2 separate regions of the Homo sapiens genome follow, and region 1 is linked to region 2. A link is an interaction called in ENCODE POLR2A ChIA-PET data of the cell type or tissue named here. Cell type or tissue: Panc1. All regions are shown on one strand. Links, peaks and the distances in the headings refer to the core of each region. The heading gives the core; the rest is flanking DNA.

Region 1 (5,388 bases), core at 84-5,083, 520 kb before region 2:
CACAGTTGACCCTTAAACAACATAGATTTGAATTGTGTGGGTTCACTTAGAGAAGGATTTTTTTTTAATATATTCCTTCATATGGGCAAGTTCTGTATCCACAACCAAAAGTGGATCAAAAATACTGTGTTCACGGGATGCCAAACCTGCATATGCGGAGGACCAACTTTTCATATCTGTGGGTTACGCAGGGCCAGATATGGGACTTTGAGTGTGCACAGATTTTGGTATCCACTGTCCTGGACTGTACCGGACTTTGCTGTTGCAGTGCAAAAGTAGCCATAGACACTAGTAAGCAAATGCACATGGCTGCATGCCATCCGCCACATCTCTCTCTACTTAAGGACACTGAAATTGAATTTCATATAACTTTCACATGTCACAAAATATGATTCTTTTGGGTTTTTTTCCCCAACCGTTTAAAAATGTCAAAACCGTTCCTGTTTCCTGGGCTGTACAAAAAACAGGTATGCCAAATTTGATGACACACTGCCTTACGTTATTTTAACAGTAATTAAATAATTACTCTCAATTAATTCAACAGTATCTAACTATTAGATAAATTTAAACTTATCTAATGGCCTGTTTTTCTAATTTTTTGTGCAGTAAAGGTTTTATAGAAAAATTGTAAAGAATAATCAAATTATGAAAATGTTCAACTTTAAAACAGAATTTTTATTTCCTTCTCTCTCAAAAAAAAAAGGACCCAATCTCTTTAGCTGTTAATTATATTCCTGTAAACAGAGTAACCCTTAGGAATTTCTATTTGAACAATGGCATGCACACAGTTCTTAAATTCATTCCGTTTTCTTTCTTCCTTTTCTTTTTTTTTTTTGTGCTGAACTTCAGCCAAACATTAAACTACCTTGGGAAATAAAAGGTAAAAGAGAAAGAAGCACAAAGATGGTATTTGACCTTATTTTATGAGGACATTCAATCTTAATTTAGAGAAAAAGAATAGAGCTTTTTTAGTGTGAGAAGCATGAGAACTGGAAAGAAGTACAGAGTTTTTCAGACCAGCCTATTTTTCTAAGTTTGTTTTCCGGTAACTATGCTCTTGTTTCTATGCAGGTGAGGTTGTAGGTCAGGTGTGTGTGTGTGTGTCTATAAATCCACACCCATTTTTAACCAGAAACATCCAGAATACATTTCCAACAAGAGCACTGGCCAAGTCAGGTAAGCAAGCAAATTTTCCAGATTACTTAATCAGTGGTCAAGCTTTGCTATATTTAAATAATCACCTTTTGCTATTTAAAAGTGAAGCTTTCAGTAAAGGGTAGGAAAGTGAAATGAATTTTTATTTTTCTTCTTTTACTGAACTGGATTTCCTTTGCTGGTTTCATAGTTTTATCTCTATTTATATTAATGGTATTAGAATAAATTGACGTCAACCACAAAAACGACTCTTTGAAAAGTATTCTACAAGTAATGATAGCTCTTCTTTATATTCTTTTAAGTCTTGTTTTATTTTAAAATATAGGAACTTATAATATCAGTTACTTACGTTAAATTACTTTTGAAAAATAAAATACTAATGTCATAAAATGCTAATTGACCAATGTTTATACAATCTAATTGCTGACATATGGTTATGTGCCTCCCAAATGCATTTTAAGCTGCTGTAGGCCTGTAACCATGCCACATTTATCTGTGTTCCCCCAAGTAGCTTAACCTTGCAACTGATACTAAAGGACCCTCAGCAGTTTACACTATATTTTACCAAGGAAAGCGTTATTTATTCAAAATCTACAGTGTACAAGTTGTACTGCTTTGTCACAGAATATATTTAATATCTATTTTATAATTTATCAATGTAAAACCAGAAAACCAAGATTTTTATTTTTTAATTAGAAAGTATTTGACAATAATACATAAAGACTTGAAATTTTAAAGAAAAAATGGTTCCCGCTTAACTCTAAGCTTCGCAGCTTTAAAATAGCAAAAATGATGAGGTTATGCTTTTTCTTTTTTAAAATGCAGATTCCACCTGCTTGTCTCTGTAGCTAACATAGAAAAATCTTTCTAAAGATTCCTTCCAGATTGACTTTTCTTAACTCTTCTTTATATCCAAGATCCCTGGAAGAATTTTAATGACGTTTTGGACCCTATTCCCACGGAAAAGGAACAGAGGCAGATAAAATTTTGCACACAATTTCCAGGGGTTTTGAGCCTTCTGTAGCTCAGCCACAGGCCTTCTAGAAGCCTGCTGGATCCAGGTTAAGATCCTGTCCTAGGTGGTTGCTTTAGTTCCTCCACTGCAACTCCCAACCTGTCTAACTAAGGCTGCCTTCCCTGGGTTGAGCTTTGTGTTCCAGAGTCAACTGTCCCTGTCCTGTACTAAAATCCACCCTGTATTTGTTTCAGTCTTTAAAGTACAAGATGACCAAGGCCTTAAGGTACAAGATGACATTCTGAAATGTTTTATGGTTTAATAAGTTATGAGAACTTAAACTGAAATTCTTATCAGGCACCGTGATAATTGTTTAACAGGGTTTTTATATGCCTGGAAAGAAAGGACAGGAAAGGAGGGGAAAGGAGGGGAGAGGAGGGGAAAGGAGGGGAAAGGAGGGGAGAGGAGGGGAGGGGAGGGGAGGGGAGAGGAGGGGAAAGAGGAGGGGAAAGGAGGGGAAAGGAGGGGAAAGGAGGGGAGAGGAAAGGAGTCCGGGCGATGTAGCTCACCCTTGTAATCCCAGCACTTTGGGAGGCCGAAGCAGTTGGATCATTTGAGGTCAGGAGTTTGAGATCAGCCTGGCCAACATGGTGAAACCCCATCTCTACTAAAAATACAAAAATTAGCCGGGCATGATGGTGGACACCTGTAGTCCCACGTACTTGGGAAGCTGAGGCAGGAGAATCGCTTGAACCTGGGAGGCGGAGGTTGCAGTGAGTGGAGATGGCCCCACTGCACTCCAGCCTGGGTGACAAGAGCAAAAAAAAAAAAAAAAGAAAGAAAGGAGAGAGAAAGAAAAGAAAGAAAGAGAGAGAGAAAGAGGAAGGAAGGAAGGAAGGAAAGAAGGAAGGAAGGAAGGAAGGGGAAAGAAGGAAGGGGAAGGAAGGAAGGGGAAGGGAAGGAGGGAGGGACAACTGGGGATTAGGGAGGGAAATAAAGTAAGGTTAACCTGGAGTGGTAACTATTTTCAGTCCATAGAGGGGCTGCAATAGATACACCACTGGGAAGGGGAAAACAGTATAATGGGAGGAATGAGGAAATGTCTGGAGAAATCTAGAATCTGTAAACTTCTTTACCACCAAATTGTTGTTCTCCTCCACGACTGCGGTTGCTACTTTACAATAACTAGGTGATTAAAATTGCCAAATGTTTTACCAATGCCAAAACATTGTGTCTTATATATCTTTTCATTTTCCACAATGCCTACTACAATAAAATATAGCAACATCTTTGTTTGAACAGAATCACTAAAGAATCAGTCACTAGCCATTTTGGCTAAGGAAATTTTACTATTTTGGTGATGAGTTCAATACTAAATAATGTAAGCCAATAGGAAAGACGTCTTAAAGGAACTTCAAATCAATGTGAATGATGTCTGTATATTTATTTTATATTTTGAGGTAAAGTTTCAAAACTGCATGAGTCAACCATTTTCAAATCAGTTTTATATGCTAATGCTGTAACTAAACATCTCACAAGTATTAAAGACTTCCTGTAATATATTTATCAAGTGGTTTATGACCAGATCAGGCCCAACTTTGGACTTCAGTTTTTATCTTAACGTGCAAAGTATAAAAGATGCACATTGAGTTAAGAATCAGTTTGAATTCTAGCTAACCAGGAGAGAATGTAATCATGACAGTCTATTCTTCTCTATACATATGTCTAATTTATAGTAATATGATAGTACTTGATTTTTATAAAGAGCTGTATCATAAACTGAAGGGCAAAAGTCTGAGTAATTGTTGGAAGGATGAGAAAGGTAAGAAACTATAAAGGAACTGAAGGACAAGAATCCTCCATATTCTATTTTTCCTCTGATTTCTATTTTAAGCAATATTTATTCATGTATAATCTTATCTTAGTATAGAGTTAAAATATTTTGACCTATTAGATGAAGGAGAATCAAAAGGCAAAGAATATTTCTGCATGCTAAAAGTCACTTCATAGTTTACAAGACATCAAACAACATGATCTTATTTGAGTTTCGTCTTGTTGGTGTGAACACTACAGGGCGGTTCAGAAGCAGGCTTCGTGTGCCCTGATCCAGCTCTTTTTTAATTATACAGCACCATGCCCAGGAGGCTCAGAACATGACTTCTCACCAACTGAGCATGTACTGAGTTGATTAAGTATTTTAAAAATAAAATGTGAATGAAAGTTCTATGTGGTTGGTTATACCATGTCAAACCAAAAAAGCTGAACAGTCTGTCATCACAGTATTGGTCCAACTCTTAGCAAATATCTTCTAATAATAGCTTGAAGTAATTCACTGGATTCTGAGAATTCCTTTCTGTCATCTAGCTTCTTCTGAGAGAGTCTCTAGAAGACATGATGCTACACTCAGCTTTGGGTCTCTGCCTCTTACTCGTCACAGTTTCTTCCAACCTTGCCATTGCAATAAAAAAGGAAAAGAGGCCTCCTCAGACACTCTCAAGAGGTGCTGTAATCTCATTTTATTTTCTAAACTCAGTCATTTGGATTGCTTTTTAAAATATCTGGTGTCTTCACTCATAGTCTAATTATAAAGCAAATTCAACTAACTGAATGATTTTTGTTGTGTGTGACTTCAAAATGGATTTTTTAAAACAGAAGGAATCAGTTTATTTTAGGCAGTGAATCAAATCAACTAGCAAACAATAACATAAATTTGCATTATCTTTTGCCAAAATAATGGAGAATTGGCTCGCTGTCTATAACTTTGGTAACCAGAGTCCTAGAAAATAATGATTGATTGCTGCGTCATATTGGTGTCCTAATAGCAATTTAAGATTCCTCAAAATTTGCTCAAATTCCCAGTCCTCTATTTCCCAGTCCTCCAAAAAAAAAAAAATTGGAATAATTTTATATAAGCCTTCCCAGAAAATTATACTATACCCCAAACTCTGAGAATTCGGGGTAACTAAGTCTTTGCTATATTGACTCTGGAAGACAGTGGTTTTAGACATAATCAAGGATTGCCGGTGGCTACATGTTTAGAAACATTTCTTTTTGTACTTACTGTTTTACTTGGCCCAAGAAACAAATATATATTCATCTGTAAAGAAACATTTTATTAAAAAAAATTCTCTCTTTTTTTTTTTTTTTGAGACGGAGTCTTGCTCTGTCACCCAGGCTGGAGTGTAGTGGCACGATCTTGGCTCACTGCAAGCTCTGCCTCCCGGGTTCACGCCATTCTCCTGCCTCAGCCTCCCAAGTAGCTGGGACTACAGGCGCCC
Region 2 (5,388 bases), core at 222-5,221:
TCATAAGCAGTAGTTAAAAGGTCCTCTTGGCACTGTCAAAGGATTTTTGTTTTATCTTCTAAAATCCTGTTTTTTGTTACAGACTTTGGCAAGGGAGGCTCCCTCTCCTGAGTAAATAAAAATTAACTGAAAGGCATATCGTAATCTTTAAGAATCTGCATCTTAAATTAGGTTCTCACTTCTGGAGGATGGTCAGGAGGGGACAAAAGTTAGAACGAAGTTGAGAAGTGACACAGATGGACAGTAAAGAATTAGACATAACAGACAGTTAAAACTGCTGGCTACATGTATATAGCAAGAGCTATGCACACCAGTATCCAGGCAATGCTCTGACATTCTTCCAACGATGACAACTGTTGACTACCAAGCAATTCAATGACGACAGTACTTGTGATCACGCTGTGAATTACATGTGTACTAGTAATGATGCCATTATTTAGGGGGCAGAAATGAAATTTAAAATGAAAAACTTCCATTAGCTGGGTGTGGTGGTGCTCCCAGCTACTCAAGAGGGAGGCTGAGGCAGAGGATCACCTTGAGCCAAGGAGTTCTAGGTTACAGTGAGCTATGATTGCACCACTGCACTCCAGCTTGGGTGACAGAGGGAGACTCTGTCTCAAAAAAACACAAACCAAAAACACAACATCAAGGTTATTAACTACTAATATTAAAGCAAGCATTTTCATTAACTACTTTTGTAGAAATTAGTCAGGTCTGAAATAGTTTTGTTGCATTCATACACTACAAAATTACATGCCCTTCAACAAGAACTTAGACATTATGGATTTAACAAATAAAAATCTATTTTTTTCTTTACATTATTTCAAAGTTGTCATTTTACTGACATTCTTTGTGGGCATTAATATCTTGAAAAAACTTGATGTTTCAGTTTGGGAGCTAAAGATGTAATTTTGCATTGTATGGACAATTTAGAAGAGTCATTTTGAATGCTTTTGACATTAATCAATTTCTTCATTTTTTAGAACTAGTAGAAAGCAGTTTTTTTCAGAATATTTTGGACAAGTGGAATTTATACTGTTGAATGCCAAGATACCTGTACATTTGCCTCAAGTAGTTACTCTGAAATGTGAAATAGTGGGAGTTTTCTGCTTATAGTATTCTTCAGATTCTGTGTCAAGTCATCACTCAAGGTTTTTGATTCCTAGTAATGACAGAATAGCATGCCCAACCCTCTGGATACAAATTATAAACTGTGATATATATTTTGTGGATGGGGTGAATGGGGGTGGCAGGATAGATTTGACCTATTTGTATAAAGGCAGTGAAGAGTAAAAATAGGCAAAAATCAGAAGGGATTTAGCCCGTGAAAGGTAATTGTACTGGGTAAGAGCTACCTTTATATATTGTACCACTTAATCGCTTCCCAGCTCCAAATCCACCCGTCATTGTCTGCTGGACCCTGTAAACATCTCCCTTGCTTAAGACATCTTTTAAGCTTCATCACTGGAGGGTGCCAAAGGGATGCTGTGGGAGGAGGGGGCTTCTGTTCCTGATTCTGGCATGTTTCCATCCCTGCTGGCTCCACAGCTGCCATGGCCATGTGTGTGGCACTCGGTGGTGTTTACTCTCTAGCAGGTTTTCTCTGCCAGTCTGGCCTGCTGTTCTCTGCCTGCCAGCTTCTGCCTGTGTAAACCCTCATGGAGATTTTCCTGCATGCCAGTCCTGGCCTATGGCTCTGTGCCTGCCAGCCTCATTTTGCTGGTACCCCAGCAGTATACTTCCAGCTTGTCAGGCCAGTCTGTCATTCTGTGTTCAGCCTCAGGCTCCTTGGCCATCCATTCGGGGACTCCCAGGTTGCCAGGCATTTGCGGTTTCTGACACAGCCTTGGCCTGCTGACCACGCACCAACTCTGGCCCACCTCAAGCCATGAAACTTCCCTGCCATCCGGTGGGCTGCAGCTCAGATATGGAGAGGGTATGTTCCTTCATTGGGTACTCCCCCTCAGACTTCGGGTATCTCTGAGTTCTGTCTTATTCCTTCTTAGTAATAAAACTACCATAGTTAACACCTTATATGAAATCTTTCCTGTTGAGATTATTGTGGCGTTTATGACTCTTGACTGAATGCTGAATGATAGCTTTTCTCCTGAGGTCATTTCCCAGTTCCTGTAGTGACAAGGCAGACAGCTACTATCTTTTTGTCCTGTGAAGTAGGAGCTTGCAGCTGCCAAGGTAGCGGGGAATTGAGGGGGATATCCTAGAATAGTGGAGCCACAGAGGAGGGCGGCTGCACACATCTATAAAATCACCTAAAGCTGACCAGGGATGGTGGCTCATGCCTGTAATACCAGCACTTTGGGAGGCCAAGAAGGGCAGATCACTTGAGGGTCAGGAGTTTGAGACCAGATTGGCCAACATGGTAAAATCCTGTATCCACTAAAACTACAAAAATTAGCCAGGCATGGTGGTATGCACCTGTAATTCCAGCTACTTGGGAGGCTGAGGCATGAGAATCTCCTAAACCCGAGAGTTGGCGGTTGCAGTGAGCAGAGATTGTGCCTCTGCACTCTAGCCTGGGTGGTAGAGCGAGACTCTGTCTCAAAAATAAATAAATAAATAAATAAATAAATAAATATCCCCTAAAGGCTTTGCTGACTCCTGAACTGTGTACACAGGGGGCGATATCCTGAGGGACCCATGGGAAAGCATCCAGCTCCCATAGGAAGATGGAAAGAGAAAAACAGATACTTCAGCAGTTGCTGAGGTGGAGGAGAAACAGTTTGGAGTTCAAATCCTGCTATATTAATAGGAGTTTGATAAACATCTTTGGCTTTTCATTGATATCCCAGAGAACCACATTTTAGGAGTGAAGACCACTTCTCAGGACACACTCAACATCCTTCAGAGAAAGTTAACAGAATCTCTAAATGTAAAACATCATTTACAGTGCTCAGTATGTAGTTAAAACTTACTAAATATTGTGACTCATGTTAAGAAAATAGGTCAATAGAAAAGGACCCAGATGTTGGAAATGGCAGAGTAGTTTAAAATAACTATGATGAATCTACAGGAAAAGGTTGAGATAATGTATGAGGAAATTTAAGACAGATGTGGAAAGGGTAAAAAATGGCAATCCCAGAACTGAAAAATATCCTGAATATGAAATGTAGTCTCTATTGGCTGTGATTAACAGCAGGTTGAAAAATGAATTGGGGAACTTTATGCAGCGTTCAAAGAGAACAAAGTAGAAGCTGCCTGTCTCCTTATAGCCTGAGCCGGACCTCAGACAGACATCATCACTGCTTTTGTACCACATAAAGCAGAGCAGTCAGAGGCCAGCCTGTGTTTAAAAAGAGGAAAACCAGATACTCCCCCACCTCCAAGAGCATTTGTGGCTATCTTTAATACACCACAGTCATTATAAGAGCAGGAAATGTGGAATCAGACAGCTTTGAGTTTATTTATTGTTGTTGATGTGCTATATTTCTGAGTTGTGGTATTTTACCCAAGAAAGAAGGTAGTACCTTCCTTGCTGGGTTGTTGAGAAGGAAGTATGTAGAGATAGAAAAATTAACACAACTTACATGTTAATAATTTTATTGTTTGGCTTAACTTGTTCAGTGCCTAGTAAAGTATTTCTATGTAGATACTTTTAGATAAGTTTATAAACATACATTTTTTTTTCATGATTTTGGGATAAATTTGAAAGCATTCTAGAATTTTTCTCTGTAATTTTTTTTTTTCCAGTTCCACTTATGCTTCGTTACTTAGCTTAGCTAGGGCATGTAAGTTGTCAAACTAGTAAAAAGGTATTGTCACTACTATCACCGATCAAATCATCTGATCTTTTACAATTACTTACAGTAGTGAAGAGCTTGCAGTGATATGGGGTAATCAGTGAACACAGATCTTTATACTGTAATAATGAATGAGAACCATCAGCAGATGCCTACTCAAGTCACTGTGCTGGTGGGCGGCCCCTTTGCTAGGATAACCTGCCTTGCCACCCTGCTATCTCAACACCCAAACCACTCTAGTTCAAGCCTGTTCTATCAGTCAGTGTTGGTAGATGCCAGAACAAATGAGGATGTTGGGAGTCCAACATGGCTACCTTTTGTTTCTAGCTAAGTGGTCTTAAGCAGTAATGGTCACAGACTTTAATTTCTTTGGGACTACTTCCATACCTGTAACTGAGGAGTTTGGACTAAAACACTTTCTAACTCTGACTTTGAGAAACAAGTAAAGGGCTGGGTAAAGTAATGATTATCCAGAAAGCATCGAGTAGAGACTGAAAAGACATCCAATGGTCATTTGGTTACATGAGCGCAATAGGCATGAGATATGAACAACCAGAACAGACTGTACTGATGGAATGATGCAGTTAAAGTACATGATGAGTTGTAGCGGTGAAGACATTTGCCGGGTCAATCACTGTAATGATGTCTTAAATTATGATGGAGAAGAAACAGTTGCTTTTAAAGAGATATTCTTGATTTATGCCAAGGGAAAGGGAAACTAGTTCATTGAGTATCCACTCAGTAGAAGCAATAGTGATTGGTAAGTGATATTCCCATTTTTAGTTAAGAAGGTAGTTACATGAGGTTAATATATATTAAATGGCAAAAACAAGATAAGTTAGTCGGATTACAATACCTGTTAGGTTTCTTGAAGTTGATTCTTACGACATGGACATGCTTTATTTTGATACATTTTGATACTTGCTTATAAAAGATACAGTTACTCATGTAAATATCTTTTTGATTAGGTTTGGTTACTTAATATGAAAAGGTTAAAGAATATTTTCTTGCTGATTAGTTGGGAGTATATTTGGCTGTACATTTTTATAGCATATTGTCTACCTTTATTTGTGTGGTTTTCATCTTTCTGGTTTAACTTTGCTGTTTAGTTTTAACGTTTAATATGTTTTTTACATACATGCCTTAGGGGAATAAATGTATTTGAAATATATATTAAAAAAGATGACTAACTCTATTATTTTCTGATGGCTGCATTTCAGTGAGGAGGTTCAGGAAACCTCCCATTAAGTATATGTGTTTAATGACACTAAATTCCTTTCTTGGAAACACACCCTTTTCTTAGCCACAGTTGTCTTTGGGGTAATAATAATAATAATAAAAACTGCAAGGAAAAATTTTATGTCCATCATTGCTCAGAAGAGCTAAAATGAACTCCTATTTTTCTCTTCTAAAGTAATCTCAAGTTTCTTTGTAAGTTAAAATTTTTTTAGTGTCCAAAGCCTCATTAGGCTGATTAGTTTACATCATTTTGTGCAGTCTGTGTGTTCCCTACCACAAAATATTAAATGGAATTAAGAGTTTTAGAAAGTCAGACTTTTCTTTTATTAGAAGTAGGCTAGTCTACTTACTGCATACCTGATTCTGATTGTGGAGTGCATAAATGCCCTTT

What was found. ChIA-PET counts read pairs that join two places held together with the same protein. Peaks named below come from ENCODE experiments on the same cell type or tissue, not always from the same donor. Only the 100,000 strongest peaks of a DNase experiment are listed, where the experiment ranks them.
Region 1: POLR2A ChIA-PET joins it to region 2 with 5 read pairs; 1 of 35 experiments calls an interaction of 5 or more read pairs at or near these places.

What each region holds. Positions count from the first base shown.
Region 1 is chr7:16,877,732-16,883,119 of GRCh38, reverse strand. It overlaps AGR3 (anterior gradient 3, protein disulphide isomerase family member), which reads left to right and starts at 1,137. Exons shown (of 8, transcript NM_176813.5): 1 at 1,137-1,176; 2 at 4,475-4,610. The coding sequence starts at 4,502. In Panc1, for the core only: no CTCF peak of the experiment used is centred there; no DNase peak of the experiment used is centred there; H3K27ac peaks cover 507 bases.
Region 2 is chr7:16,354,370-16,359,757 of GRCh38, reverse strand. The region is part of intron 3 of CRPPA (CDP-L-ribitol pyrophosphorylase A); the gene reads left to right. Among named protein-coding and RNA genes, the nearest start is that of CRPPA, 64 kb to the left of the region's middle. In Panc1, for the core only: no CTCF peak of the experiment used is centred there; no DNase peak of the experiment used is centred there; H3K27ac peaks cover 324 bases.